7 separate regions of the Mus musculus genome follow, and all the other regions are linked to region 1. The links are chromatin loops, found by intact Hi-C in ENCODE. Cell type or tissue: heart. All regions are shown on one strand. Region 1 holds the start of Atp7a (ATPase, Cu++ transporting, alpha polypeptide). Region 2 overlaps Atp7a (ATPase, Cu++ transporting, alpha polypeptide). Region 3 has its middle 16 kb from the start of Pgk1. Region 4 has its middle 22 kb from the start of Tlr13. Region 5 overlaps Atp7a (ATPase, Cu++ transporting, alpha polypeptide). Region 6 holds the start of Pgk1 (phosphoglycerate kinase 1). Region 7 overlaps Atp7a (ATPase, Cu++ transporting, alpha polypeptide).

The links. A loop is a pair of places that touch in the nucleus more often than their neighbours do. Peaks named below come from ENCODE experiments on the same cell type or tissue, not always from the same donor. Only the 100,000 strongest peaks of a DNase experiment are listed, where the experiment ranks them.
Region 2: it touches region 1 in a loop (3-fold over the local background); 3 of 42 quality-filtered maps call a loop at or near these places.
Region 3: it touches region 1 in a loop (11-fold over the local background); 39 of 42 quality-filtered maps call a loop at or near these places.
Region 4: a loop joins it to region 1, with 11 times the contacts of the local background. A loop is called at or near these places in 39 of 42 quality-filtered maps.
Region 5: a loop joins it to region 1, with 3 times the contacts of the local background. A loop is called at or near these places in 14 of 42 quality-filtered maps.
Region 6: it touches region 1 in a loop (4-fold over the local background); 21 of 42 quality-filtered maps call a loop at or near these places.
Region 7: a loop joins it to region 1, with 3 times the contacts of the local background. A loop is called at or near these places in 6 of 42 quality-filtered maps.

The regions. Positions count from the first base shown.
Region 1 is chrX:106,025,202-106,029,201 of GRCm38, forward strand. It overlaps Atp7a (ATPase, Cu++ transporting, alpha polypeptide), which reads left to right and starts at 2,023. Exons shown (of 23, transcript NM_009726.5): 1 at 2,023-2,178. In heart, CTCF peaks have their summits at 1,379 (motif pointing right) and 1,905 (motif pointing right); a DNase peak (open chromatin) is centred at 2,010; H3K4me3 peaks cover 2,487 bases; H3K27ac peaks cover 1,065 bases.
Region 2 is chrX:106,075,818-106,079,817 of GRCm38, forward strand. The region is part of intron 2 of Atp7a (ATPase, Cu++ transporting, alpha polypeptide); the gene reads left to right. Among named protein-coding and RNA genes, the nearest start is that of Atp7a, 51 kb to the left of the region's middle. In heart, a CTCF peak has its summit at 2,236; no DNase peak of the experiment used is centred here.
Region 3 is chrX:106,169,102-106,173,101 of GRCm38, forward strand. No RefSeq gene overlaps it. Among named protein-coding and RNA genes, the nearest start is that of Pgk1, 16 kb to the right of the region's middle. In heart, a CTCF peak has its summit at 2,181 (motif pointing left); a DNase peak (open chromatin) is centred at 2,180; H3K4me3 peaks cover 754 bases; H3K27ac peaks cover 663 bases.
Region 4 is chrX:106,162,889-106,166,888 of GRCm38, forward strand. No RefSeq gene overlaps it. Among named protein-coding and RNA genes, the nearest start is that of Tlr13, 22 kb to the left of the region's middle. In heart, a CTCF peak has its summit at 2,430; no DNase peak of the experiment used is centred here.
Region 5 is chrX:106,090,638-106,094,637 of GRCm38, forward strand. It overlaps Atp7a (ATPase, Cu++ transporting, alpha polypeptide), which reads left to right. Exons shown (of 23, transcript NM_009726.5): 6 at 1,447-1,610. Among named protein-coding and RNA genes, the nearest start is that of Tlr13, 51 kb to the right of the region's middle. In heart, no CTCF peak of the experiment used is centred here; no DNase peak of the experiment used is centred here; H3K27ac peaks cover 255 bases.
Region 6 is chrX:106,184,714-106,188,713 of GRCm38, forward strand. It overlaps Pgk1 (phosphoglycerate kinase 1), which reads left to right and starts at 2,387. Exons shown (of 11, transcript NM_008828.3): 1 at 2,387-2,602. The coding sequence starts at 2,538. In heart, a CTCF peak has its summit at 2,129; DNase peaks (open chromatin) are centred at 2,228 and 3,198; H3K4me3 peaks cover 2,492 bases; H3K27ac peaks cover 3,315 bases.
Region 7 is chrX:106,085,174-106,089,173 of GRCm38, forward strand. Atp7a (ATPase, Cu++ transporting, alpha polypeptide) reads left to right here. Exons shown (of 23, transcript NM_009726.5): 3 at 1-430; 4 at 916-1,641; 5 at 3,165-3,344. Among named protein-coding and RNA genes, the nearest start is that of Tlr13, 56 kb to the right of the region's middle. In heart, no CTCF peak of the experiment used is centred here; no DNase peak of the experiment used is centred here.

The sequences.
Region 1 (4,000 bases):
GGTTCCCCCATCAAATGATTTATTTAGTTTTTTAATTTTTTAGTTCCATGACAATTGTATTGAGGGAAAATGTGTCCCAAGTGGCCAAATGTATGTGAATAGTGATGTTCTTTTAGTTCAACACCAATCATTTTGCACCTATAACTCAGTTTGCTGATATTTGGGAGCCCACTTATAAGTTGCCTTAGTTTCTTTTTAAAATGTAATTTTAAGACTTCACTCTCTCTGTTCCCACATGTTCCCAGCTGGCCTTTCTTCCTGTCTTTCTCACCACCCCCCTTTCACTGCCTCTACCCCTCTTCTAAGTCCTTCCTTCCACCACAATAAATCTTTATACTAGAAAAAAAAATTTAAATTATGTGCACATGTGGCTGTAAGTGACCTCAGTTCAGAAGAAGGTGCTAGGCGCCCCCCTTACAGGAGGGCATGGAGTTACAGTTGTTGTGAACGACCCATTATTGTACTGAGAATTCTGGAGTTTTGGTTTTTTTTAGTCAACACAGAAATATAGGAATGTGTTTTAGTTTTAATCCCAGACGTGGGATATGGAACTGCTTCGCAGTATCCACAGCAGCTGTGCATGATTTGCCTGGCACTCTAGCAGAAGCATGGTTTTGCCAGCTGCAGATAGTTTCTGTGATTGTGTGACATTTGGCATTCTGGGTATATAAATGCTAGTGCCCCGATAGATTGGTTTGTGGTTGGTAGTCTTTCAGGAGGTTTGGTTTTGGTTTGTTAGTGGTTGTGCTCACAGAAGAAATAAGAAAGAAATTGGTTCCAGGGATCTCTCTCTCTCTCCCCTCCTATCCTTTCTCTCCTATCTAGTGATAGGTGGTGAAACAGGGATTGGGGAGTTGGGGGGATGATAAAGGATGGGAAATCGAAGAGCCCACAAAGTAACAACCCAGCTACACATTATCACACTGTGAATTCAGGGATCTGAACTTGGGTCTGTATGTGCTCTTAGCCATTGAGCCATCGCTCCAGTCCATTTTTATTTATTTTACATGTATTTATTTGTGGGTGTGCTCTATGTACTATCCCAAGCGTAAAGACCAGAGGACAATTTGCGACAATTTGTGGGAGTCCTCTCCCTCCACCAGGGATGGAACTCAGGTCAGCAGATTTGGTGGTAAACATCTTCCTGCAGGGGATTAAACTCAAGGAACTGCCAACCCCGTTGAATGATGTCGTTATGTTTTATTTGAGAAAATCGTGTGTGTGTGTGTGTGTGTGTGTGTGTGTGCACGCGCGTGTGTGTACTACATCATTTATGTGGGTTTAGAGCTCAGTTTACAGCAGCAGTCTATCATTTGGGTAGATTTATTTTTTTTGTGTATGGATGTTTTGTTTGCATGGACATCTGTGCACAAGTAGGCAGTGCCTTAGAAGGCCAGAAGAGGGCATCGATTCCCTGGACCAGCTGTTGTGAGCTGCTTTGCATGGTCTGGAAGAGGAGTTATTAATGCTCTTAAATATTGAGCTATCTCTTCAGCCTGGAGAAAGTTTTCTTTGAGACAGGCTCTTACTCTATATCCCAGTATGGCTAGGAACTCTAGGCTGGTTTCAATTCATCTTCTTGCCTTCCTTTCAAGTGCTAGGATTACAGGAACAAGCCACCCCGCCAAACCACAATGCCATTTTTCATCAGAGGGATGAGGGGGAAGTTCCTGGTTCTGATTTTTCCTGTCTGGAGTTAGTTTAGTAAGTAAAGACGGTTTGCCAGGTCTATGATATTTTATGCTGGCAAGGACAATCTATGGGTGGTTTATGGCAAGCCCTCACTATTCAAGTACTTTCCCTCCGTTTTGTTGCGTTTGTCTTAGGCACTGGGGTTGGGAGCCTAGGCGACTGCAAGCGCCTAACTTTACATCTTGGCTGAGAATGCATGCGTGCACCAGGGGGCGCAAGGAGCTCCCGGCGCGTGCTCCCTTTCACGTGACGTGGACCATTTCCCTAGTCGGCCCAGCTTCCGGGCCCTGGCATCGCCCGGAAGTGGGGGCCTCGGAGGAGGGCGGGGCGACTTTGTGGGCTGGGAAAGCCGTCGAGGGAGGAGCTGCCGCTGCCTGCGCCTAGACTCTTCTGTGTGTGCGAGCGCGGAGGCTGCGTGCTGGTCAATCGCTGCCGCCCTGCGCCCTGCGGAGCTCCAGAGCTCGAACCCCAGCCCTGGAAACCCAGGTGAGTCCCAGAGCGGCTTCCCATCGGCGACTTCACTCTTTTGTCAGTTGTCTGTACGATCTAGGATGGTGAGAAGGTCACCACTTTAAGCTGGGGCAATCTCCAAACTCCTTCACAACTCACATATTTAACCACACTTAGGCTTTACCCTCTCAACCAGGGCAGAGAAAGGAGGCTGGGACCTGACCTGTGCCACTTTTTTTTTTTTTTTTTTGTACTCTCCTGGAAGAGAGTATTTTGATCATCTGTGGCCTGTGCTAATTGTGGACACGAGAAGGTCTGAACCGCGCACTGGACTTCTTGTGGACTGGGATCTTTGATTAATGACATCTCTTTCTACTTTAGAAAATGAGGTTCCGAAGACCACCATCACTGATTAAATATTTTTCTAAAACTGGGTATTTGGCTTCTTGTCACGCTCTGGGAGCATAAACTAAACGGAGGCTCGTTACCCCTTTTTGTTCTTTGTGCTCCATTTCCAGTAAAGTTACAGCCATCCCTGTCCCACCCTGCGCCGCTTTTCTGAGGCTCTTCCTCTGCCCCTTTCTCCTCCTTTCTCCCTCTTTTAAGTGCTGGGGGTTGAATTCAGTGCCTCCCACATGCTGGATTGTATCTTCCTTTTGACTCTTTTTGTTGTAGATGCTGAGGTTATTTTAAACTCGGACAACACTCATGCTTTTACAAGCCAATATTTTCCTAGGGTCTGAACTTTGTTTTAATTATAGCCTCATTACTTAGTAATACGGCTTTGTATTGAGACAGTGTGTGCAGAACATTGAATTAGGTGTGATATTGAAGTGAGAGAGATGGGGTGATGTCAAATTAAGACAGTTCCTGGACTCAAAAGAGTTTGCAATCAACTGAATCGAATTTGGTCAGGAAGACTGTGGGTTCTAGCAAATAATTGAATAAACAACCTAGATTGTTTCTACTATCCTTCTTAAAGAAAGATTATTTTGAAGAGAGAGGTTTTAGTTTTTTTTTTTTAATTTTCAAACTTTCTTGTATCTATGGTAGTGAAGGTTTTGTTGTTGTACCTGAGTGTCCCACAATGAAGTAGGAAAAGAAAAGAACACACAGTCATTTAAAATCTCAGTAACATATATTACAACCAGGAAGTGTTATAAAGTTGTATGGAAAGAAGCACTAGAGCTGTGTCTGGAACAGTGAACAGGACTTAGCTCTGTAGGGGTGGAGGAATGGGGGGATAGTCCAGGCACAGAAATACTGGTGAGGGCACTGTACATACACGTCTCTATTTCTAATAAACACGCCTTTCAAGATTTCAAGAGGGAACAAAAAGAGTAAGGTCTGCGGAGGTAGTTTGGTGGTAGAGTTTACCCTTCCATGAGCAAGGCCCTGGATTCTATCCCTGACACCTTGAAATAAAATCAAAACATAAAAGAAGTCATGAAGGATAGTCATATAGAACTGTTAACCCACCAAAAGCCTACATGTAGAAAAAAATGGGAATGATAAACGCAGTTAATGTATGAGGCTTAATGGGAATATAACCTGCAATGTAAAAGACACTAAAGTAAGTAGGTAGCGGTCCTGTGTGGGAGCATGCCTTGCTGCCCCCTTGTTGTGTTTTTTTTGTTGAGCCTCAATCAGTTTTTAATTCTGATTGACTATTGTGTCTTAGTTTAAAAAAAAAAAAGGCAACTGGGTGTGGTGGTATCTACCTTTGATCCCAGCAGTGAGGAGGCAGAGGCTGGTAGATCTCTTGAGTGCAAAGCCAGCCTGGTCTACAGAGTGAGTTCCAGGACAGCCAGGGCTACACAGAGAAACCCTGTCTCAAAAAACCAAAAAAAAAAAAAAA
Region 2 (4,000 bases), 51 kb after region 1:
ATGATATAGGTTCTCTTTGTGTAGCCAAGGCAGGGTTTGAGCTTGCCTCAGTCTCCTAAGGGCAGGGATTGCAAATATATGCTACTACGACGCCCACGGTCATGGTTTGTACAGTTTGCAAAAGCAATTTTAACAGTCTTTTAATAGACTACTGTCCTTTCCACTTCCTCTCTCCCTCTTAACAAAGGCTCCCTTTGTGTTGAATGGCTGGAGTATATATGAACGTTTGGATGATCTGAGGCTGGGCTGGTCGAGTTGGAGATATACTGAGCTAAGGTTACTAGGCTATTTGGCTTTGGGTGGTTGGTCCTTGGTTAGATCTTTTTAGTGAGGCTTTCATTAGGAATTATGGTATAGGAATGACTCCCTATCTGTTGTGCTGCCTCCCCAAGGATCTTAGCATGTAGATGCTAGGCCTGATAGAAAACTATAATTTTACATAAATTTATATCATTGTATATAACTATTTTTATAAAAAAATAAAGAATAGAATTACCTTAGAGAGTATATAAGATTAGTCACTGCACAAGGGATTATGAAACGCCCTGAAATCTTATAACTTATGTATGAAAGAAACTCAGGACTTTCCTCCAACTTGCCAGCAGCTATGAAAACTGAATGTTTAATTGTAATGCTGGAAAGGATCTTTCAAACAATGGCTGAACAAATATTCTAGGACTAGTGATGCTTAGGGATAGATACAGCATTCTGTCACCAGCATTATAGAACAGACAGTCTGCAGGAAAAATGGAATTATTTTATAAAATCATCAAGACCAAATAACTATAGTTGAAAGTATAGGTAAAGAAACTTAGTTATAGAGATGTTTCAGATATCATTAATTAAAATGTTAGTTTTATGGAAGTTTGTGACATCTTTTTCTGTGTTTACCAGACTGTCACTATGTAGCCTTGGATGTTCTGGAACTCTCAGTATAGTCTAGCCTCCAAGTCTTAGAGAACCACTGGCTTCTTTATTTCTAGTGCTAGGTACCACCATACCTGACTAAACCTTTATCTCTGGAAAGTTTATAATTTGTGTTCTTTCTCTCACTCACTCCCTTGCTCTCTCACTCACTCTCACACACATGTAGTAAAAAAAAAGATTTAAAAGAAGTTTGTAATTTGTAGTTTATTTGCATGTACGTGTGTGACAGGCTTGCTGTTTGGCTCAGGCTGGCCTTCAACTCTTTGTTTGTTTGTTTGTTTTTTATTAGGTATTTATTTCATTTACATTTCCAATGCTATCCCAAAATTCCCCCACACGCTCCCCCACCCACCCACTCCCACTTCTTGGCCCTGGCGTTCCCCGATACTGAGGCATATAAAGTTTGCACGACCAATGGGCCTCTCTTTCCACTGATGGCCAACTAGGCCATCTTCTGATACATATGCAGCTAGAGACAGGAGCTCTTGGGGGGGGGGGTACTGGGTATTTCATATTGTTGTTCCACCTATAGGGTTGCAGATCCCTTTAGCTCCTTGGTTACTTTCTCTAGCTCCTCCACTGGAGGCCCTGTGATCCATCCAATAGCTGACTGTGAGCTTCCACTTCTGTGTTTGCTAGGCCCCTGCATAGTCTCACAAGAGACAGCTATATCTGGGTCCTTTCAGCAAAATCTTGCTAGTGTATGCAATGGTGTCAGCGTTTGGAGGCTGATTATGGGATGGATCCTCGGATATGGCATCTCTAGATGGTCCATCCTTTTGTCACAGCTCCAAACTGTGTCTCTGTAACTCCTTCCATGGGTGTTTTGTTCCCAATTCTAAGAAGGGGCAAAGTGTCATGACATAGTACTACCAGAGGATCCCTCAATACCTCTCCTGGGCGTATATCCAGAAGATGTTTCAACCAGTAAGGAGACATGCTCCACTATGTTCATAGCAGCCTTATTTATAATAGCCAGAAGCTGGAAAGAACCCAGATGCCCCTCAACAGAAATGGATATAGAAAATGTAGTACATTTACAGTACAATGGAGTACTACTCAGCTATTGAAAAGAATGAATTTATGAAATTCCTAGGCAAATGGATGGACCTGGAGGGCATCATCCTGAGTGAGGTAACCCAATCACAAAAGAACTCACACAATATGTACTCACTGATAGGTGGATATTAGCCCAGAAACTTAGAATACTCAAGATATAAGATACAATTTGCTAAACACATGAAACTCAAGAAGAATGAAGACCAAAGTGTGGACACACTTGGCCTTCAACTCTGGATCCCTCTACTTGCGAGTGTTGGAATTACAGGCTTGTACCTCAATGGCCCAGTGTAACTTGTAATTTTTGTTTTATATTCAGACTACTTATTTTTGTATAGAATTTTGCTATTTGTAGTTTTATGGGTTTTTTTCCTTATAGAGGTGCCTCCAATTGTTTGTCTCAGAGGCCCTCAAAAGTGGATTCATTTCTTCTACGCACCATTTATAAAATGGTGTCTGCCTTTGTCCAGACATAATTTATAGTCAGAATGTAGTTCAATATGGAAATACACAAATCCTGATCACTTTTCAAAGAATTTAAAGGTTTAAATTTTCTGGATCATAACTTGTGAGGTTATATATACCATGTTGTTGGTGTCTTTATGTGTAAATGATGCAGGCCCTTACACATGCAAGACAAACACTCTAGCACTGACCTATATCTACAGCTTCTGGGAAGCCAATTTTAAAAGCAGGGTTGGGAGAACAAAATTCGGACTAAGTCAAGGAGTCCTTGCTAGTGTTTGGAATGAGGTAATAAAGCTGTGATGTTGAAATGAGTGAGGCTACTCTATTGAATCATACAGCAGTGGAAGACATTGAAGCTTTAATTCAAAGAGAGTGGAGAGCCAGGAAGTCTCTAAATCGGAAATAAATGGAATATCATTATTTACCTTTTTAGCTTTAGCGTTTAAATTCATTCTGGGAATTTTGTCTGAAATTATATTGTTATTGAGTATAATATCTCTGCTTGTCCTGCTAGAGCTATCACAGTAGACTTTAAAGGGATTAACCTGAAGTTTAATTGAATCACCCCAGTGGTCTGCTCTAAGGAAACATAACATGGGCCGATAATGTGAAGATCTTTCTCTGCGATTGTTTGGCCTTTTTGAAGTGGGAATGTAATCAAATTTTCTTAGATACAAGAATTGAATGGCTGCAAAGGTTAATGCCTTATTAACCTGGAACTTAGCGCGCTAACTTTTGGAGTTTGTTCCCCCTTTATTCTCTTTATATAGAGTAGCCCTTAACAGTGACCCCGGGGATCTGGGGAGATGGCTCAGTGCGTACAGTGTTTGCTGCACAAGCAAGAGAAACAGAGGACCAGAGTTTGGGTCCCTTGCACCCATGTAAATCCCAGGTGGGCGTAAAATGAAGTGGCGAGTGCTTGAGGACAGCGGTGGTGGACGCTGCCATCCACACATGAGTACATGTACCTGCAAGCATGTGCTCTCACAAATGGGAACACATAAATACATATGCATTACACACCATGCACATACTGGAGAAGGATCTGCAAGTGCTAGCAGTTAGAAAAGTCCTCCTGTGGTTCAATAAACGCATTCCTTGTTCCTCTTAGGATTACTTAAGGTTTTTGTTAAAAGGGAGCACGCACACTGGTTGTTTTTCAAACTGATGCCCTCTTACCAACACTGTATATATTAGGATAAACCAACATTCTGATTATTATAAATATTAGTGAATAGGAACTGTAGAACTTACTGTTCTTGGAGAGGACCAGAGTTCAGTTCCCAGCACCCATATGTTAGCTCATAACTGTCTGTAACTCCAAGTTCAGAAAATTTGATGCCCTCTTCTGGACTCTGTGGACATCAAGCATGCATATGGAGCACACACAATGCCAGGCTTACAGTCACATAAATAAAAACAAAGAAATCTTAAAAAATATTGATCAGTAATCATGCGTCCACAAAGACATTGTCAGTTATTCAAAGACACTTAGGTTCGGAACTCTAGTCCAAAAATCAAAGAAAGCTCAATTCCAAGGTAAAAC
Region 3 (4,000 bases), 140 kb after region 1:
TTGTTTCATCACAGGGCCAAAGTCACTGGAATCAAACAACCAGGGACTGAAGCCTCTGAAATGGTGAGCCAAAGCTAATTCTTCCTTCTTTAAGACGCTTTTCCTCAGGGAGTTTGTCACAGCAATCAAAGGTTCATTGACTTAAGGTCTAACTATGGAACACCCTCAAATCACACGTTAACAAGTATGTAGTAAAAAGTAATGACACAGCACAGCACCAGGTTCTGGGTGGGTGTCAAGGTTTGCTAACCTCTTTTTCAAGAAATTTGCTATCTAATTAGAAAAAAAAAAAACATATTTGATGGTTAATAATGGCTGTCAACTTGATAGATTTAGAATCACCTAGGAGACAAACTCCCGGGGAGGCTTCTGGCAATTTGTAGTTGGGGGTCCATTGTGGTGGGAATGGGATGGTAGCTAGGCTGCATACAAAAGAGAAAGCGAGCTGAGCAGAAGTGTTCATTTCCTTCTGCTCCCGGACTGCTGGTGCAGTGTTGCACTCTACCACTGTGCCTTTTCCACTATAATGGACTCTATTCAAACTGTGAGCCAAAATAGATCCTTAGGCCGCCTTTGCCAGGTAGATTATCAAGGTGATGATTGCAGCAATTAATACAACATCTCTCTCTGTATAAAATGATAATTACAATGTCATGTGATACATGGCTCAAGGATCAAATCAATGATACACAATGTGCTGAATCAAAAAGAAAGATGGCCAGAAGCCAAATCCCTTCCATTAGCACAGAAATTGATACCCAGATGACCAGGACTTGGGGCTTGTATTTTTTTCTCAGTAAATAATTCTGATATTAAAGTTCCCTAAACTTCATGTGTCTTATCTATTAAAATGGCATCCCTGAAACAGCATCTTCTAAAGTGTTGTAAGGATTAACTGAACTAACACATAGCAGGGATCAGTGGCACTTCTGTCCGAGAAACACTAGCTAAGAAACCCATCTTCTTCATGACAGAAGGAACTGGCATGGAAGGAGCACCATGTTTGATGTTGGCATTATTAAAGAGAAGCCACTATAAATACAATGGCTACCAGCTTAGTCCATCTTGTTATTAGCTAAGTCTGAAGATGCACAAGGGCCATAAAGACAAACCTGGAGCATTTTCTCCAAAGAGCACAGTATTTGATTATATATTACTATACTGGACATAAAACCTAGGGCCTCAATTGACCAATGGGTTATATCCACAGCTCTCTTTTGACTTCTCTTTTTGAGACAAGTTCTCACTAATTTCCTCCTGCTTGCCTTGAACCCCCTCTTCATCCCAGACAGGCCTTGAACTAAATGGAGTCATCCAGTATCAGCCTCCTAAGTAGCTGGGATTGCAGGCATATACCAACAGAGCCAGATCAAAGGTTGCAATTTTCCAGCATCGAAAGCTTTGTAAATACTAACAGCTCTTCAGCAGGGCATGGTGGCATGTTCCTGCACTCCTAAATACTTAAGATGCTTAAAGCAGGAAGATTAAGGTCTCAGCCAGCCTGGGCAACACAGTATGGCCTTGGCTACACTTCAAAAATCCTTTGCAGTTTTTGAAATGCCAAGTCTAGAGATTGGGACTGTAGTTTTAGCTAGAAGAGTGCTGTTTTAACAGGGTTGGAATCCTGGGTTTAAACCTCAGTATCACACAAAGTGGGTGTTGTTGTGGATGTGTCTGTAATCTCGGCATTCAGGAGGTGGAATCAGATGGGTTTGGTGTTGAAGGTCAGCTTTGGCTGCTCAATGAGTTCTAGACTAGCAGAGAACACGAGATGCTGTTACAAAAGGAGAAAGGAGGAAAGATAAGGAGGGAAGAGAGGGAGGGAGAAAGAGAAATGCCCAATCTAATTTCTGGAATCTAAATTTTCTACAGCCTGAAGATGCACAAGGGCCAAACATGCTGCTTTGAGAAAGAAGATTCTGATTTTAGGGTATGAAGGATGAAAATAAGCTATTTAACGAGGATCTGGGTAGAGTGAGGCACACCTGTAATTCTAGGTCTTGGAAAATGGACGCAAGAGAACAGGCAGTTCAAGACCATTCTCAGCTACATAGTGAGTTAAAGGGCAGCCTGGGACACAGATTTTGCCTCAAAAGAAATAAAAATGCAGGGAGAATGTGAACGGGAAGGAAGTTCCTCTTCATCTCCTGTATAGCACCTCCACCTGCTGGTCATCCGAGGAATAACCAACCAAGCAATGCTGGAGCAGGCACCAAGTAGAACCCTCGACAGCCTATTGGGCCCCATTGTTCTTTCTTAATGAGCCGCCTAAGCACTCCACTGTTATCAGATAAGCAGGTAACAACACAGTGTGTATCAATTTCTTGTGTCCACTATAACGAATTATTACGAACACAGTGACTTAAAGCAACAGACATGTATTCTTCACAGTCCTAGAGGTCAGAAATCCCAAAGTGTGTGTGTGTGGGGGGGTGGGGGAGGGGGGTGCTTGAGTGTGCGTGAGCCAGAGTTCCGTGTTAATGTCTTCCTTGGTAGATCCTCCGGTCATCATGTTTTGAGACAGGGCTTCTCGTTGGCCTTGGAACTCGCTGCTTTGACTAGATTGGCTGGCTAGCAAGTCCCAGGGATCGTCCTGTTTCTGGCTCCCGAGCCCTGAGATTATACATTCTGGTTGCCACATTCGGCTTTTCTGTGGGTGCTGGAGATTAAACTCAGGTCCTCGACTTTGAAGAACAAGCGTTTTACACATTTAGCCATCTCCCCAACCTCGTTCACTCCATTTTTATTACTCTTTAATTTATTAATAATTAATATATAGGACTGACCTGCCGGACAGTGTGTGCGGAGTGGATGGCACACAGAGTGCTAAGTTTTGTGTTTGGATTTGAGGGTAGAAAAGGAAAAGGGAGGGGTGTGCTGCCAGGCAGTGGAGGGCAGGAAGTGGCGCTGCAAGGGAGCGCTCCCACAGGTGTGCCTGTGAGTGCATTGCTGGTGCCTAAGGAGGACAAAAGGGCGTCAGAACTCTTTTTTTTTCCTTTCTTTTTTTCTTTTCTTTTCTTTTTTTTTTTTTTTTTTTGGTTTTTCGAGACAGGGTTTCTCTGTGTAGCCTTGGCTGTCCTGGAACTCACTTTGTAGACCAGGTTGGCCTCGAACTCAGAAATCCGCCTGCCTCTGCCTCCCAATTGCTGGGATTAAAGGCATGCGCCACCACGCCCGGCTTGCGTCAGAAATCTTGACGCTGGAGTAAAGAGCATTTATGCAGCAAGCTCTCTTAACTTCAGAGCCACCTCTCCAGCCATAAAGCTATTTCTTTTTAAATTTTTTAAAAAATGTCTTAAAAAAAAAAGATTTGTATATTTATGTGAATACACTGTCTCTGCCTTCAGACACACCAGAAGAGGGCGTCAGATCCCATTACAGATGGTTGTGAGCCACCATGTGGTTGCTGGGCCTGACCTTTTATTTATTTATTTTTTTTGTAATGGTGAAAACTTGGAGATCATAATAATGTTAAATATGCTAAAATAATTTACAATATGTCCATAGAGTAGGGTGCTATATAAGTCTCATCAATGAGAATATCAAGTATGTATTTATCAAAATGGAAAGAAGTGCCAGTGTACTGTAAGTTGAAAACTGATCAAGTTATAAAATAATGTTAAGGGCCGGGCGAGGTGGCACACGCCTTTAATCCCAGCACTTGGGAGGCAGAAGCAGGTGGATTTCTGAGTTCGAGGCCAGCCTGGTCTACAGAGTGAGTTCCAGGACAGCCAGAGCTACACAGAGAAATCCTGTCTCAAAAAATCAAAAAAAAAAAAAAAAAGTATTGAATCCAGTGTAATGGGGCTGGTGAGATGGCTCAGTGGGTAAGAGCACCGGACTGTTCTTCCGAAGGTCCAGAGTTCAAATCCCAGCAACCACATGGTGGCTCACAACCATCTGTAACAAGATCTGATGCCCTCTTCTGGAGTGTCTGAAGACAGCTACAGTGTACTTACATATAATAAATAAATAAATAAATAAATAAATCTTAAAAAAA
Region 4 (4,000 bases), 140 kb after region 1:
TTTGCTATCCTAGGTTTTTTGTTATTCCAGATGAATTTGCAAATTGCTCCTTCTAATTCGTTGAAGAATTGAGTTGGAATTTTGATGGGGATTGCATTGAATCTGTAGATTGCTTTTGGCAAGATGGCCATTTTTACAATGTTGATCCTGCCAATCCATGAGCATGGGAGATCTTTCCATCTTCTGAGATCTTCTTTAATTTCTTTCTTCAGAGATTTGAAGTTTTTAGTGAGATGGCATTTTTATGAAGTTTATTTTGCCCAAGTAGGTTGGCTGATATCTTCTGCAACTCTTACTGCTCTGCTAATCTATCAAGAAGTTTTTCTCCAAAACCTGATAGATCTAATACAATCACTCTCCCTAGCTCTTGTGCTCTGAATTAGAGGAAAAATTGACTTATGGAGTCTCATGCAGAAACTATAATGGAAACTTCACATGGATTCCAGTAAAAAGACCAGTTCATGTTGTTTCTAGTACCAGTACTATATCTTTGGACTGGTGTTGTGTTTTGAAGTTTCAGAACCCTTCTCAACTGAATGTTCTTAAAGTTGAACAGGGCATTAGCCAATGGGTCCACATCATCTTACTGACAACAGGTATTTTGTACAAAAGTGCTACAAATTCCTGTTGTATGTGACACCTTAGGAACCTAAAATCAGATCAGCTTAGAGAGGACAGTGCTGTCTATTTCAGACTGTTTTCCCAGAAATAGCTTTCACCTAAGTTGCTGACTTACTTCCAGTTTCTCCCCTTATCTACAAGATTCTAGGGGCAGCTTGTTGAGGAAGAGACTTGAAGAAGACATTTTTTTAAATCTGGGATAACAGGCATGTACTTCAAGATGCCCTAGTCAACACCCCCTCCCCCCCAAATAAATGGTATCGTAATGAACTCCAGTCCTTTCTACTACTTACTAAAAAAAAAAAAGAAAAGAAAAGAAAAAAGAAAAAAAAAAGAAAAAAGGAAAAAGAAAGAAAATCCTCTCCCCTTTTTTGAACTGAGTTCTTGTTATGTAGCTCATATTGGCTTGAAACTCAAGATCTTATTGTGGCCTCATTTTTCTAAGATTACAGGCATGCACCACTATGTACAACTTAGTTTCTACTATTTTTATACATAGAGAAAAAATTGGGGACAGTGTCCCATTTTTTTTTTTAACCATGTTAGTCACCAACAATGTACCCATTGTCCAAACTGGAGCTTGGGAGCCTGAGCCTCTGCAGCTTCTGAGCAGTGCTGGGCACTGTAGTTTTGCTGAAACCAGCCACTCCCACTCCTTCCTGATCGTCTGTCAACTCTCTGGGGGCGGAGTAGCTCTTGAGTAATGGAAGGGACGTGCAAGCCTGTGTTCCTCTCCTGGTCTTGGGCAATCTTCACCTGTCTGGTTGATCTGGTCACTGCACGACTGCTCTCTCCACCCCAGGGTTGCATCCATCCCTTTCTGCCCTCCCTGCATGCCAGGCAGAAGAGGAGTTCAAATCATCTCGGTAGGCATAAGAACAAATTATTTTGGATTGAGAGGACATTGTTGTCTTCTCATTCTTACTGATTCATTCACAGCAGGAAAAACAAAACATAGACTAAGATGTAACATAACTAACATGACACATTTATTTTACTGAAACTAGCTTATCTCACATAACATCAAAAAGACTAAGATCATCGAATAGCACACTGGTCAATGGGCCAAGAGTCCTTGAAACTATGTAACACGAGAGTTCCAATGCTGGGAAGATGATGATAGCTGAGGGCTAATAGGAAAGTACACTTAGGTGCATAGGGGTCGAGCCTTTCTTGACAGAAAAGGTAAATAGTTAACTACAAGAACTGACTTCGTTTTGGAGAGCTTTTGAAATAGGCAAATTCTAGGAAACAGAATGAACGGTATGTTTGTTCTTGTACTGGAGAGATTGGGGGACTCTGTGTAAACTGGAAATGTTGCTGAGCATGGTGGCACGTGCCTTTAATCTCAACCCTCTAGAAGGAGAGGCTGACATATTTCTGTGAGTTCAAGGCCTGGCTGGAATACACAGTGAGCTTAAGGTTTTTCAGAATTTCAAGATTAGAGATCTTGAAAGCATCCAACCAAGTATAAGGACCTTCATGGTTTGGGGCCTTGTGTGAGGACATGGGTTATGTGTTCATGAAGGAGGTCTTTCTTGTTACTATGAGCTACAATATCAGCTTTGCCCACACAAGATAAGTTTCTACAGAGAAAACCAGTGGGCATATGCCTAAAGTGTCTATGAATCAGTTCAGTCAAGGGGTGGACACTTGCTGCAACAAAATGATCCTGCACCTTCGAGGTAGTCTGAGAAGTGGAGTGGAGAAATGGTTTCTCTTTCATAAGGCAAGGGTTTGGTTCCCAGAAGCCACATGCTGCCTCATAGCTATCTATAACTCCAGTTTCATGGAATCTGGCCTCCTCTTCTGGCCTCTGAGGACATTGCACTCACAGAGTATACAGACATACATTCAGGTAAAACCCATACATATAAAATAAAAATAAAGTCTTACTCAATAAAAAGAAATATGAGGGCAATCAAGATGGCTCAGCAGGCAAAAGTATTTTCCCTCAAAAATGTGATGACTTCTGTTTGATTTTTTTTTCTCTGTATAGCCCCTGGCTGTCCTGGAACTCACTTTGTAGACCAGGCTGGCCTCGAACTCAGAAATCTGCCTGCCTCTGCCTCCCGAGTGCTGGGATTAAAGGCATGCGCCACTACGCCCGGCTTTGTGTTTGATTCCTGGAGCCCACATAAAGATGTAAGGAGAGAACGGACTCTATAATGTCTCTCTCTGCGTCTCTGTCTGTGTCTCCTTCGCATACAATAATGATGAAGACGATGATGAATTTAATGAATGAAGCACTGTTTGTTGCCATCACTAATAAAATGTGCTGCTGTCTCTCTTGTTTATGGTTTGGAATGGGTGGTATTGTAGATCAAGGCATCCTCAACTTCACAGGGACCTGCATTACGTATTCTTATATGTTAAATAGTAACTAGCAGCCGGGCAGTGGTGGCACACGCCTTTAATCCCAGCACTTGGGAGGCAGAGGCAGGTGGATTTCTGAGTTCGAGGCCAGCCTGGTCTACAGAGTGAGTTCCAGGACAGCCAAAGCTATACAGAGAAACCCTGTCTCGAAAAACAAAAACAAAAACAAAAAATAGTAACTAGCCAGGACACAGGGAAAATTCATTTCCTAGACTAAATTACTAGAGCTCCAAGCACTTTTTAATTTTTAATGAAAGCATTGAGCTCTATTTTAAAAAGCAGATTTGAAAGTTATTATTATATAATTTTTCTTCAAACAAATCTGAAGTAGAAAGGGTTAAATCATAATAAAAATATAAAAATAAAAACTCTTAGTCCCAAAGGGGATAAGAACTCCACATGAAGACCAACAGAGTCAATTAAACTGGACCCTTGGGGGATCCCAGACACTGAAGCACCAACCAAAGAGCATACATGGGTTGGACCTAGTGCCCCTACACGTATGTAAACAGATGTGAACTTGATCTTCATGTGGGTCCACCAACAATTGGAGCAGAGACCATCTGTGACTTGGACTCTGTTGCCTGCCTGTGGATCCCATTCCTCTACCTGGCCTCAGTGGGAGAGGATGTGCCATGCCCTGCAGAGGCTTGATGTTGGATACCTGGTGTTTGGGGGAGGGTGTTTCTTCCCCTCTCAGAGGGGAAAAGGAGTAAAAATGGAGAGGGACTGTGTGAGGGGAGAGTGGGAAGGGAGGCAACCATTGTGATGAATAAGTAAATTAATTAATGAAAAACATCCTCCTGCTACTAAAGATAGAAATATATTAAGCTTTAATTTATTTTGAAGAACTGAAATGTTCTTCCCTATGAATACTGAAAGGAGGGGCAGATAGAGACTTCTCCATTGGGAAGTGAATCTGTGGCCTACCTGAGTGGCTTTCATGCTTTTCCAAACCTCAGTTTCATGCTAGTTTTGCATTTGTTTAAAGTGGGTAATGCTT
Region 5 (4,000 bases), 65 kb after region 1:
GCCATTTTTTGTTGTGTGCTGTTTCTTATCTTCCTGGCAGTCATAGCTATAGCTGGCCTAGAGAAGTAGAAATTATTAACCAAAGTTTGAATCTGAAACAGCATTTCTTTTTGTAGTGAACTTATTTACATTATAAAGAAGTTATGTTGCACCTTTTGAGGTTAATATGAGATAGTAAAACTTGAGAATTTTTAAATGACTGTCATTTGACAATACTATGATGTGTATATTGGTATAGTTTTAGATTCTTGACTATATTTACAATGACTTCCCAAGTGTATAAATTCCTTTCTCTTAGAAAGGGAATTGGTGTTTTGTTTTGTTTTGTTTTGTTTTGTTTTTTTCAGACAGGATCTCATGTAGACCAGGCTGGCCTCAAATGCTTTATGTAGCCAAAGATAGTCATGAACTCCTGATTCTCCTACTTTTACCTCCTAAGTGCTAGGGTCACAGGCCACTGTGATCTTTTTTATGGGATGCTGGGGATGAAACACAGGGTCTCATGTTCTAGGCAAGCAGTCTCCCAACTGAGCTACAGCCCAGCCCAGGGTTTTTTTTTTTTTTTTTTTTTTTAGTTTCTAAAAGTGTTTTCTTTCTTCAATATAGAAATTTGTCTCATTATATTATATAGATCTTATTTGGATCCTAGTTTAAGAATATGGTTTTAGATGTGAAAATGATGTTTACGTGGTGTGTGATTGAACATCACTCATATTAAGCAAATGTTCTACGATTTTGAGTTTGTAAGAAGTCTATCTTTTGGAGATGCATATTTAAAAATTTGCACACAGAGTGATAAGATGTTTGGGATTTGCTTCAACATCATCTGGGTAGAGGGAAGTAGACTCAGTAAGAATTTAGATAAATAAGACGCAGTTGCTGTGGCCATTTGGGAGGCAGGAAGGTAGCTTGTATCTAGGAGTTCTTTGTTAGCCTGAGTAACAGCAAGATTCTGTCTCTTAGAAAAAAATATAAAAAGATGAGCCAAATATAGTGGTGCATATCTTAAATCCTAGCACCCGGGACACAAAGGCAAGCAGAGTTCTCTGTGAGTTCTACTTCAAGGCCGGCCTCAATTGCTTAGCAGTTTCTAGGCCAGTTAAGGCTGCATAGTGAGCCCCTGCCTTAAACACAAACAGCTGAGTCAGATGTTGTTGATAATAATTGTTTAAGCTTAGTGAAGGCACGTGAAGATGGTAATATTGCCCCTTTTACAAATACATAATTAAATTTTTGTATAATAAGTTTAAGGTATTAAGGCCACTTTTTAAAACAGTTTTTAAATTGTTTGGGTTTAAGACTTGTATAAAAAGTTGATTAGTAAATTTTGGCAACTTCTCTTTCATACTTTTGCAGTTAAATGAAAAATATGAAAAGTAGTTTTAGCATTATTCTTTTTTTTATAAAGCCTATAACCTACTTTGTTTTTCTTACCAATGTTCCCAGGAATATATTCTGTACTTGTTGCCCTAATGGCTGGCAAGGCAGAAGTAAGATATAACCCAGCTGTTATCCAACCCCGAGTGATAGCAGAGTTTATTCGAGAGCTTGGATTTGGAGCTATGGTGATGGAAAACGCTGGGGAAGGCAACGGCATCTTGGAACTTGTTGTAAGTAAGAACTTTTGTATGTTTACTAAACTTCCAACAGAAACTTGGAGAGGCCTGCACAGAAAACTTGGAAAATTGGGTATATGAAGGAAACATGAAGATAAGGTACTCTTCAAGCATAAAATGGAAGTATTATCTTTTTAAAGACTAAAAAGGGGGTGGGGTTTGCAAGATGGCTCATGCAGTAAAGGTGCTTGCTGATAAGTTTAGGCTTTTGTGACCCTCAGGGTGAAGTAGAGACTGACTCCGGAAAGCCATCCTCTGAACACCACATGTACATAAATGCACTAAAAAGAGTGGGGTGTGGTGGTTCATGCTCATAATCTCAGCATTTGGGAGGCAGAGACAGGATTCCTGGGAGTTTGAGGCCATCGTGGAGTACATAGGGAAACACACTCTTAAGGAAAGGGAAGGGAGGGGAATAAAAGACAAAGATAAAACTGTGTACTCCAGTGTAAAGAAGAGAAATTGAACCTGATGGGTTTAAAGAAAACAGAGGATACAAAAAGTAGGTAGGGAAGAGGGTGTGGAATATAAGAAGAGTTGTGGAAGAGAGGGTTAATATGTTCAAATATGTTGTATAAATTCTCAAAGAACTAATGGGTTAAAAATAAAGTGTATTTATTTTTTCTTGAAAATAGTCATTTTCATACTATATATTCTGATTATGGTTTCCCTCCCTCATTTCCTTCCAGAGCCTCCCCACTCTTCCAGCTCCTTTCTCTCTCTTAAGAAAACAGACAGGCACCCAAAGCTCCCTGGTCTCTGCTCTGACAGAGTTTGTTCCATCTGTGCACCCTTAGGAAGTTGCCTGTGATTACACTGAGCCGGGAAATTCCCCGTACCTGCACTGGGTGCACTGGTCACAGAATCAGTGTCAGATTCTGGCGCAGCCCTATGGCAACAAGCCCTGTTCTTGCCTCAGCTCCCTCCTCTGCTAATACCCTCTGGCATCCACGTGCTGACTGAGCCCCCAATAAATCTCTCCTGCTCTCAGCAGGGGGAGAGGGGGCTGGGGTAGCGGGGAGGGGGAAGAAAACAGACAGGCAAATAGAAAAGATAGACAAACAAGGACAAAGCAAAATGAACAAACTAACAAAAAAGAAACTAAGAAAGCACATGAGAAAGGCATACACGTGCTCACAGACAGACACACAGACATACACACACACAAACCATCAAATCGGAAACCATAATATACTGGAAAAAAAAAGCAGTAAGGTTAAAAAAAAATGGCCAAACAAAGCAATCTGAGACAACCAACGTCCAAAACTACTTTTGAGTTAATTTTGTGTTGGCCATCTACTGGTAGGCCTGGGGTCTGTACTTAAGTGGGATTTATATTCAGCAAGACTTAGAGAAACTCGTTTTTCCTTTGGGAATGATTATTAATTGGGGATAGCGTTCTGGTTGGGACTGAGAGCTTGTGGCTACTTTCCTGAAATAACGACACCATTACTCGCTAAGAACTGTTTTACAGGAAGGAGGCTTTTTGCACTCATTGAACTACATTCTTGCATGGGATATTTCCAAGAATTATCTACAGGAGAAATGATAAGCTTTCTAGAATCCAGGTTCTGAATAGACTCTTTGTTCGGGGAGAGCTAGTGGCCACACAGTTGCTTTTCTCCATGGTTCACTCCCACAGAGCCTAGAGGAAAGGAACGGAATGCAATTGGTAGGACACAGCTGGCTGGTTTTTTATCAAGAATCACCTTACTTGGTTTTGAATAAATGCTTCCTGGAAAAACAAATTGATTAAGACAGTCTTTTTTAAAAAAATTTTTTTTCTTTTATGGAGGAATTTGAGAGGTATTTACTTATCTTTTTGGTTTACTTAAAGTATTTTTATTTACGCATCTGTGTGTGAAGAGGATGTCAGATTCTTTGGAGCAGGACTTACAGGCAATTGTGAGTCAACCCACTTGGTCCCCTGTAAGAACAGCAAGTACTCTTTAACTCCTGAGCCATCTCTCTAGCCCTTATTTACTTCAAATATTTTAGATGGGCTGGACAGATAAATGGCTTAACAGCTAATTTATGTGCACACTTGGCTCTTGGAAGCCAGAAAAGAACGAGCTTTGTGTTCACCTAGAGAAGCTGCTTCAGTCATCTCAGGAAATAAACTAGAGCAATTAAGGCAGATATCGAACTTCAGCCTCTTGCCCCCCCCCCCACACTCGTGCATATGGGTGCACACACATACAAATCCCCACACATGAACATATACATGTACACAACCGAAAATAGAATTCTTTTTTTCTTTGTTAAATTTTATCAAGATAAGATATAACTCATACACTACATAATCCATTCACTGAAAATATGCCATGCCATGGGCTTTAGTATATGCCTAGTTTAGTCCAGTTATCTTCAGAACCAATTCTGGA
Region 6 (4,000 bases), 160 kb after region 1:
GCCTCACGTGTATAATTGTAGATTTTTCTATTTTTCAGGTTTTTCTGTTGTCTCATTGTTGGCTGCTTTTCTTTGTCATTTTAGGCCAGTAGTGGAAAAAGCTTCCCAATCTTTATAATCTTCAGTGTTCTTGTGTTTAAGATATAATACTTACTTCATAAAGTTCTTTTCTTTTCTTTTCTTTCTTTCTTTCTTTTTTTTTTTTTTTTTTTTTTTTTTTTGGTTTTCAAGACAGGGTTTCTCTGTATAGCCCTGCCTGTCCTGGAACTCACTCTGTAGACCAGGCTGGCCTCAAAGTCAGAAATCCACCTGCCTCTGCCTCTCAAGTGCTGGGATTAAAGGCGTGCGCCACCATGCCCGGCTATAAAGTTCTTATGCAGAGTAGTGAGTCATGTATATTCAGCCCTCACCAGTGCCTGGCAAACAGCAAGTGCTTAATAACTGGGAAGAATCATTAAGTTAGGGAGTCACACTCTATGTTTGCATAGTTTCCCCTTTGACAGTCAATATTGTAGTTCTACCTTATCTAAGGACAGTTTGACTCATTACAATGATAACTGAGCCAGAATGGAATGCTACTAAATGGTAGGAAGTCCAGAGAATCATTTGGAAATAACTTCCAGGAGTTGTTTCCCAGTAAGGTTGAAAAGGAAGAAAAGTTGGAAAGGATTGGCAAAAACAAATGTTTATCTTAAACACAGACATACATGCAGGCAAAAAACCCCACACGCAAGGATAAACACAAATTAAAAGGTAGTTATATGTAGAGATCTGTAGCTGGCATTAGGGCATTCAGTTCAGTATTGCTGGCACTACGGAGTCTCCTTCAGAACCTGGGCAGGTAGGATGCTTTCATGCGCCCAGAGACCTTGCCATCCACCGTGGAAAAGAATCTCACCAGGATTCAGAGTGGAGAGTTAGCTTGTTAATAAAACAGAAAGACAAAATGTAGGGTCAGTGAGATCAGTTAGCAGGGAAAGGTGCAGACCTCAAAATTTATGGCTTTTTTTTCGTGTGTGTGTGTGTGTGTGTGTGTGTGTGTGTGTGTGTGTGTGTACTTAAATATGTAAGGACAGCCTTCTCAGTCTGTGTAAAGTCGCTTGTATGTATCCGATTTCAGACTGCACTACTGCTATTGGATAACCATGGGGGCTCTCAGCATTCCTGCAGTCCTTTGTCTCTTCCATGTCACGTGGCTCCTGTTACCCAGTTCTTTTTCCGTCCTCTGTTCTCTTAAAACTGTTTCCCTTTCCTGGACCTGTCTCTCCTCTCCATGTATATGCTTATATAAAAAGCTGCATAGGATAGAAAACACATGGTATTGTCTTTCTGAGTTACTTCACATAATATAGTAACTTCCAGAGGTGCTTTGGCCAGTCACTCCTGGATATCTGCCAGTGAGAGAGGTGGAAAGAAAAAACCAGGAGAGTGAACAAGGGCTTCCATTTCTCATGTGCCCTTCAATTTCCTAACTAGTTGTCCTGTCTCAGACCGTCAGGCAAGCACTTTACCACTGAGCACCGTCCTTAGCCCAAATGAGTGTCAGTAGAGATTTAAAGTTTTGTTTTTGTTTTTAAACAGTGCTGGAGATTGGATCCACGGCCTCTGGCCCGCATTTTACCACTGAGCTACACTCCCAAAGCAGTCGAAATCACAGTGGCCCAGGATTGAAATGATCACTTAGATGCTTTGCAGTCTTGATAAGACACTAAATCTTTGTCTATCAGTTACTTCATCTTTAATAACAGAACGTACTTAGGAATTTTATGAGCATTGTTAGTTAGCATGACACATGCTATATGTATTCGTCATTATGAATAATGTAACCACAGCAATTACATTGTACTTTTTATTATAAAAGGGGGGAGGGGAAGGCCTGGTCCTTTTTTAACTTCTGAGAGGTTTCGATTACTAAGTAAGACCTTATGTAGACTTCCATTTGGGAGCTGAGAAAGCAGAGGATTCCAAAAGGGGATGACATTTGCAAAGGTCTAGAAAAGGCGCCTGGGAATTCTACCGGGTAGGGGAGGCGCTTTTCCCAAGGCAGTCTGGAGCATGCGCTTTAGCAGCCCCGCTGGGCACTTGGCGCTACACAAGTGGCCTCTGGCCTCGCACACATTCCACATCCACCGGTAGGCGCCAACCGGCTCCGTTCTTTGGTGGCCCCTTCGCGCCACCTTCTACTCCTCCCCTAGTCAGGAAGTTCCCCCCCGCCCCGCAGCTCGCGTCGTGCAGGACGTGACAAATGGAAGTAGCACGTCTCACTAGTCTCGTGCAGATGGACAGCACCGCTGAGCAATGGAAGCGGGTAGGCCTTTGGGGCAGCGGCCAATAGCAGCTTTGCTCCTTCGCTTTCTGGGCTCAGAGGCTGGGAAGGGGTGGGTCCGGGGGCGGGCTCAGGGGCGGGCTCAGGGGCGGGGCGGGCGCCCGAAGGTCCTCCGGAGGCCCGGCATTCTGCACGCTTCAAAAGCGCACGTCTGCCGCGCTGTTCTCCTCTTCCTCATCTCCGGGCCTTTCGACCTCACGGTGTTGCCAAAATGTCGCTTTCCAACAAGCTGACTTTGGACAAGCTGGACGTGAAGGGGAAGCGGGTCGTGATGAGGTAATTCCGTACTGCTGCCCTCAAGCCCTCGGGGCCACATTCTCTCTGGCCGTGGCAAGCACGGTTTTCCCATCACCTTAAGTTGCACTTATTTTTCAGCTGGGTCTTGGGGGTCCTGGGTTTGGAGGTTAAGGCTGTTCCTCTCACCTCATTGGGGCGGAGACTGTGTCTGAGTTTGCTTTTCTGCGTCCTAACTGCTTCTAGCTTAAAAAGCGACCAAATGTGTCCTTTAGGGAGTTGATCCCACTGATAAAGGGCTCAGATTCTCAGGACTCAATCTTTTTCCCATTTCTGAAGTGCAGTTTCATCTCTTGTAGCGAGAATGGACGTAGTACTTATCCTGCAAATCTCTAGGCCCCTGCTGAGGGACCTTGAAAGGTCATTTAGCTAGTTTCCCTTCCCCCAAGATTCTTGGACCATCCGTGACGAATCCGAAACCGCCCACGTTTCATTGGTCCTGGTACAAATGATTTCTTTCCCAAAAGATGTTGCTCAAAGTCCTCTCGAGTGGAGGTCCCTCTCCCCAAAGAATTGTGGGTGGGAGGGTGAGGCCCACTGGATGAAGCTCTGTATGGCTTATATAACAGGCCTCTGCTGCCCTACCTTGCGGTTGGACTCCTGGCCCTGGGGTTTGCATCAGGATTGTGACACATGCAGGGTGTGGCCGCCGGGAGTTGGAGGCCTGTAACCTCACTCGAGAGGTGGCTAGAGAAGCAGGATGTCAGAACTGAGGAAGGCTCCCACGCACGTGGCACATGTGGGTCCCAGGTCACTGACTTAACTTGGCTTCTCCCTTACCTGAAAGAATTACTAGGGTGTATGCGTCTTCTCCTTTTTGCCTTTCATAATGTATACTTTTTTTTTTTTGCCAGGAGTCAAGGATGATGGTTAGATACATAACTGATGGGCCTGGTTGTTCATGTAACAACTATAGGACCCAAGGATGGGAATTTTTAAGGGCCATTGATGGTCGCAGTGACTGACTACTCTGCCTGCTTGACCTTCTTTGGAAGTGGATGACTGATTGGCAGTAATCCTGGTCCCTTTGAAGATTTGGGCCAGTTCAAGTGAGGGCATCCTTTAGATACTAACACATGTAAGGGAACAGAGGTTCTCTGGCTTCTGTACAGGCACTTATTTTATCGTAGCCAATATTGGTAGGTGGCCTTCTCTTCCTGGGCTGATATCCAGAACCAACCCACTGTATTATGTTCATGCAAAACACTTAATGTTACCCCAAATGGGATAGAATAATCAGGATGGAGCAGAAATCCCAGCCACCCTAATCATAGATAAAGGGCAGGTTCTAGCTAACTTTTCATTCTGTTCTAAGGACAAAAGATTCATCCTGTGAGGGAGACAGGCACTACTGGCTTGAGGCTGACCTTTTCAGATGCA
Region 7 (4,000 bases), 60 kb after region 1:
ACCCTCCAAGAAGCTATCGATGACATGGGCTTTGATGCTCTTCTCCACAATGCTAACCCCCTCCCTGTCTTAACCAATACCGTGTTCCTGACTGTTACTGCTCCACTGACTCTGCCTTGGGACCATATCCAAAGTACATTGCTCAAGACCAAGGGTGTGACTGGTGTTAAGATTTCCCCTCAGCAAAGAAGTGCAGTAGTCACCATAATTCCATCTGTGGTGAGTGCCAGTCAGATTGTGGAGCTGGTCCCAGACCTCAGTTTAGACATGGGAACTCAGGAGAAAAAGTCAGGAGCTTGTGAAGAGCACAGCACGCCTCAGGCAGGGGAAGTCATGCTGAAGATGAAAGTGGAAGGGATGACCTGCCATTCATGTACTAGCACCATTGAAGGAAAAGTTGGAAAGCTGCAAGGTGTTCAGCGCATTAAAGGTAATTTTTTTTTTGCTCATTTTATAAAGCTATTCTTTGTTTTGATCTTTAAACTTTCTGCTTTCTTCCCAAGTATGAGTTTCAGATCCGTGGGCCTAGAATTGCTTCCTGCTTCATTGAAGTTAGAAGTGTAGCATAGTCCCAGGATTAATGTCAGTAAAGTTAATGATTATAATGAAAGGTTATGAGAGTTGAACTTCAGTTTAGCAGGAAAGGCACTGTGGTAGTGATTTGTGGAGTTTAGGCTTCCTGAACAGGCTGCCTTAGGCATATTTTATCTCTAATATATTTGTACTGGAGTGATGCAGAAACATGGAGACCATAGGAGCAGTGGTCATGTTGCTTGTTTCCAAAGTATGTCAATCCCATTTTCTGAAAAGCACAACAACATCTAAGGAAAAGCATTGAGAAGAGTGAGAAAGAGCGATTGACTCTGAAGGGGACCAGGAATAACTAACTTGAATATGTTTCTGTTTTATAATTAGTGTCCCTAGACAACCAAGAAGCTACTATTGTTTTTCAACCTCATCTCATCACAGCAGAGGAAATAAAGAAGCAGATTGAAGCCGTGGGTTTCCCAGCCTTCATAAAAAAGCAGCCGAAGTACCTCAAATTGGGAGCCATTGATGTTGAGCGCCTGAAGAACACACCGGTCAAATCTTCAGAAGGATCTCAGCAAAAGAGCCCATCATATCCCAGTGACTCCACAACCATGTTCACCATAGAGGGCATGCATTGTAAATCGTGTGTGTCCAATATTGAAAGTGCTTTATCTACACTCCAGTATGTAAGCAGTATAGTAGTTTCTTTAGAGAATAGGTCAGCCATTGTAAAGTACAATGCAAGCTTAGTCACTCCAGAAATGCTGAGAAAGGCAATAGAGGCCATTTCACCGGGGCAATACAGAGTTAGTATTGCAAGTGAAGTTGAAAGTACCGCCAGCTCTCCCTCCAGCTCATCTCTTCAGAAGATGCCTTTGAACATAGTTAGCCAGCCTCTGACCCAAGAAGCTGTGATAAACATAAATGGCATGACTTGTAATTCTTGTGTGCAGTCTATAGAGGGTGTAATATCAAAAAAGCCAGGTGTAAAATCCATCCACGTGTCCCTCGCAAACAGCACAGGGACTATTGAATTTGATCCTCTACTAACCTCTCCAGAAACCTTGCGAGAAGCAATTGAAGACATGGGATTTGATGCTGCCTTGCCAGGTAATCATCACTGTTTCTTTGATATCTTTAACATTTTTTCTGTTCCTATTTTGTTTCTTCATTTGGCTTTTAGCATCAAGAAATGATTCACAGTCACTGAAGTTTCACCTTTTTTGTGATAGGTTTTACTATGTAGCCCTTGCTGTTATAAATCTCACTATATTGACCAGACAGTCCTTGGACTCACAGAGATGGCACCTGTCTCTACCCATTTAATGTTGAGATTAAAGACATGCACTACCATACCTGACTGAAATTCCACTTCTTACAGAGGAGTCCTTTGGCAATAGTTACGAGTGTGTAAAAAATGCCTAAGGATATCATGAACCTAAAAACTTTTTTTTTTTTTTTTTTTTTTTTTTTGGTTTTTCGAGACAGGGTTTCTCTGTATAGCCCTGACTGTCTAGGAACTCACTCTGTATACCAGGTTGGCCTTGAACCCAGAACCTAAAAACTTAAAGGCACAATTGGGCGTGGTAATGCATGCACTCATGAGAAAGGGGGAGGCAGATCTCTGAGTTTGAGGACAGCCTGGTCTACAAAGTAAGTTCCAGGTAGCCAGAACTTCACAGAGAAACCCTGTCTTGAAAAACAAACAAACAAACAAACAAACAACAAAAACCCCACACTTGGGGGCTGGTGAGATGGCTCAGTGGGTAAGAGCACCTGACTGCTCTTCCGAAGGTCCGGAGTTCAAATCCCAGCAACCACATGGTGGCTCACAACCATCTGTAACGAGATCTGACTCCCTCTTCTGGAGTGTCTGAAGACAGCTACAATGTACTTACATATAATAAATAAATAAATCTTTAAAAAAAACCCCACACTTAAAAGCAGACCAATATGGTGGTTACGGTTTTGTACATTTTGTATATACATTATACATAAAGCTATGTGAGAAGGCTAGAGAGATAGCTCAATGGTTAACAGTATTTGTTATAATTATTCTATTTTGTTATCAGTTGTTGAACACTTATTATGCCTCATTAGTTAATTAAACTGTATCATATGTGTGTGTGTGTGTGTGTGTGTGTGTGTGTGTAGGTGTGTATACACATACAAATACACATACATATATGTATACATATACACATAGGTGACAGCACTATTGATATTTTCATGCACCCACTAAAAAGTATCTCCTGTAGATAAAGGAAGATTCCCTTGATGCCAGGGTACAAATTGTCAGCATGATAAGGCTAGTTAAATACAAGCACAAGAACTGTCTAGTAACTGGTTATTTTCTACTCGGGGTTGGGTTTGGAGATAATAGCTAGAAGAATCTGACATAACTAAATTTTTTGTACTCACTTGAGTCAGATTTTCTTGGGACCCCCCTGAGGTGGACAGTAAAGAAATTCAAAGTCAGTGTTGGGAATGGGTAATAACAATATATTTGTTGAGAGCTTTTAGGACCTTGCTGATTTTATAGAAATGCATTGGCAGGCCTAGAGGTGTGGCTGTGACTTTTGACAAGGTGTAAGCTAGAGAATAAATGAAAAGAACCTTTCTCTCTCCAGCAGACATGAAAGAGCCACTGGTAGTGATAGCTCAGCCCTCACTGGAAACACCTCTTTTGCCCTCAAGTAATGAGCTAGAAAATGTGATGACGTCAGTTCAGAACAAGTGTTACATACAGGTCTCTGGGATGACCTGTGCTTCTTGTGTAGCAAACATTGAACGCAATTTAAGACGAGAAGAAGGTAAGTGTTGTTATTTTTATGTCCCTTATTTCCAGATTCTGTCCAATCTGTGTTTTATGGCCATGCTTTGAAGTCTTTCCAAGGCTTCCTTCCCAAAGATCATCCTTGATGAACAATACATCCCTGAATTTCTGGAAGTTTTTAATTAGTGTTATTTCTTTTACAATCCCATTTTAGTGCCAGTGAAATCTACTAAAAAGTTTATAGCAGAAGGAAATACATAGCATTACTATTATGAGCCATGGCTATAATAGCCTTTAAGAAACTAAATTTTTTGTTAAAGCTGTTTTAAAAAGTGATAATGAATAAGTTAGGTATTGTCTTATCTAGATTAAACAGCAGAGCCAAACCATATTTGTGTAGAATTATATTGTCTCCTCTAGCAGTTTGACCTCTGATCTTTCCTTGTAAGATCCAAGTTGCCTAGTACTGTGTATTTTAACTTCAGGTTACAAAATCTTTGAAAATCAACACCACTGTTTTTCTGTAGTTGCTCAAATGTTTTAGTCTATAAATTTATATACATTTTATAGGTATATCAATAATATAGCATAGTACCTTAGTTAACCGTATAAATATATGATTATGTTTAATGAGACCAAAGTCTTAAGTTTGGTACTTAGGCTGCCCTAACCCTAGATGCCTTGATGATAGAT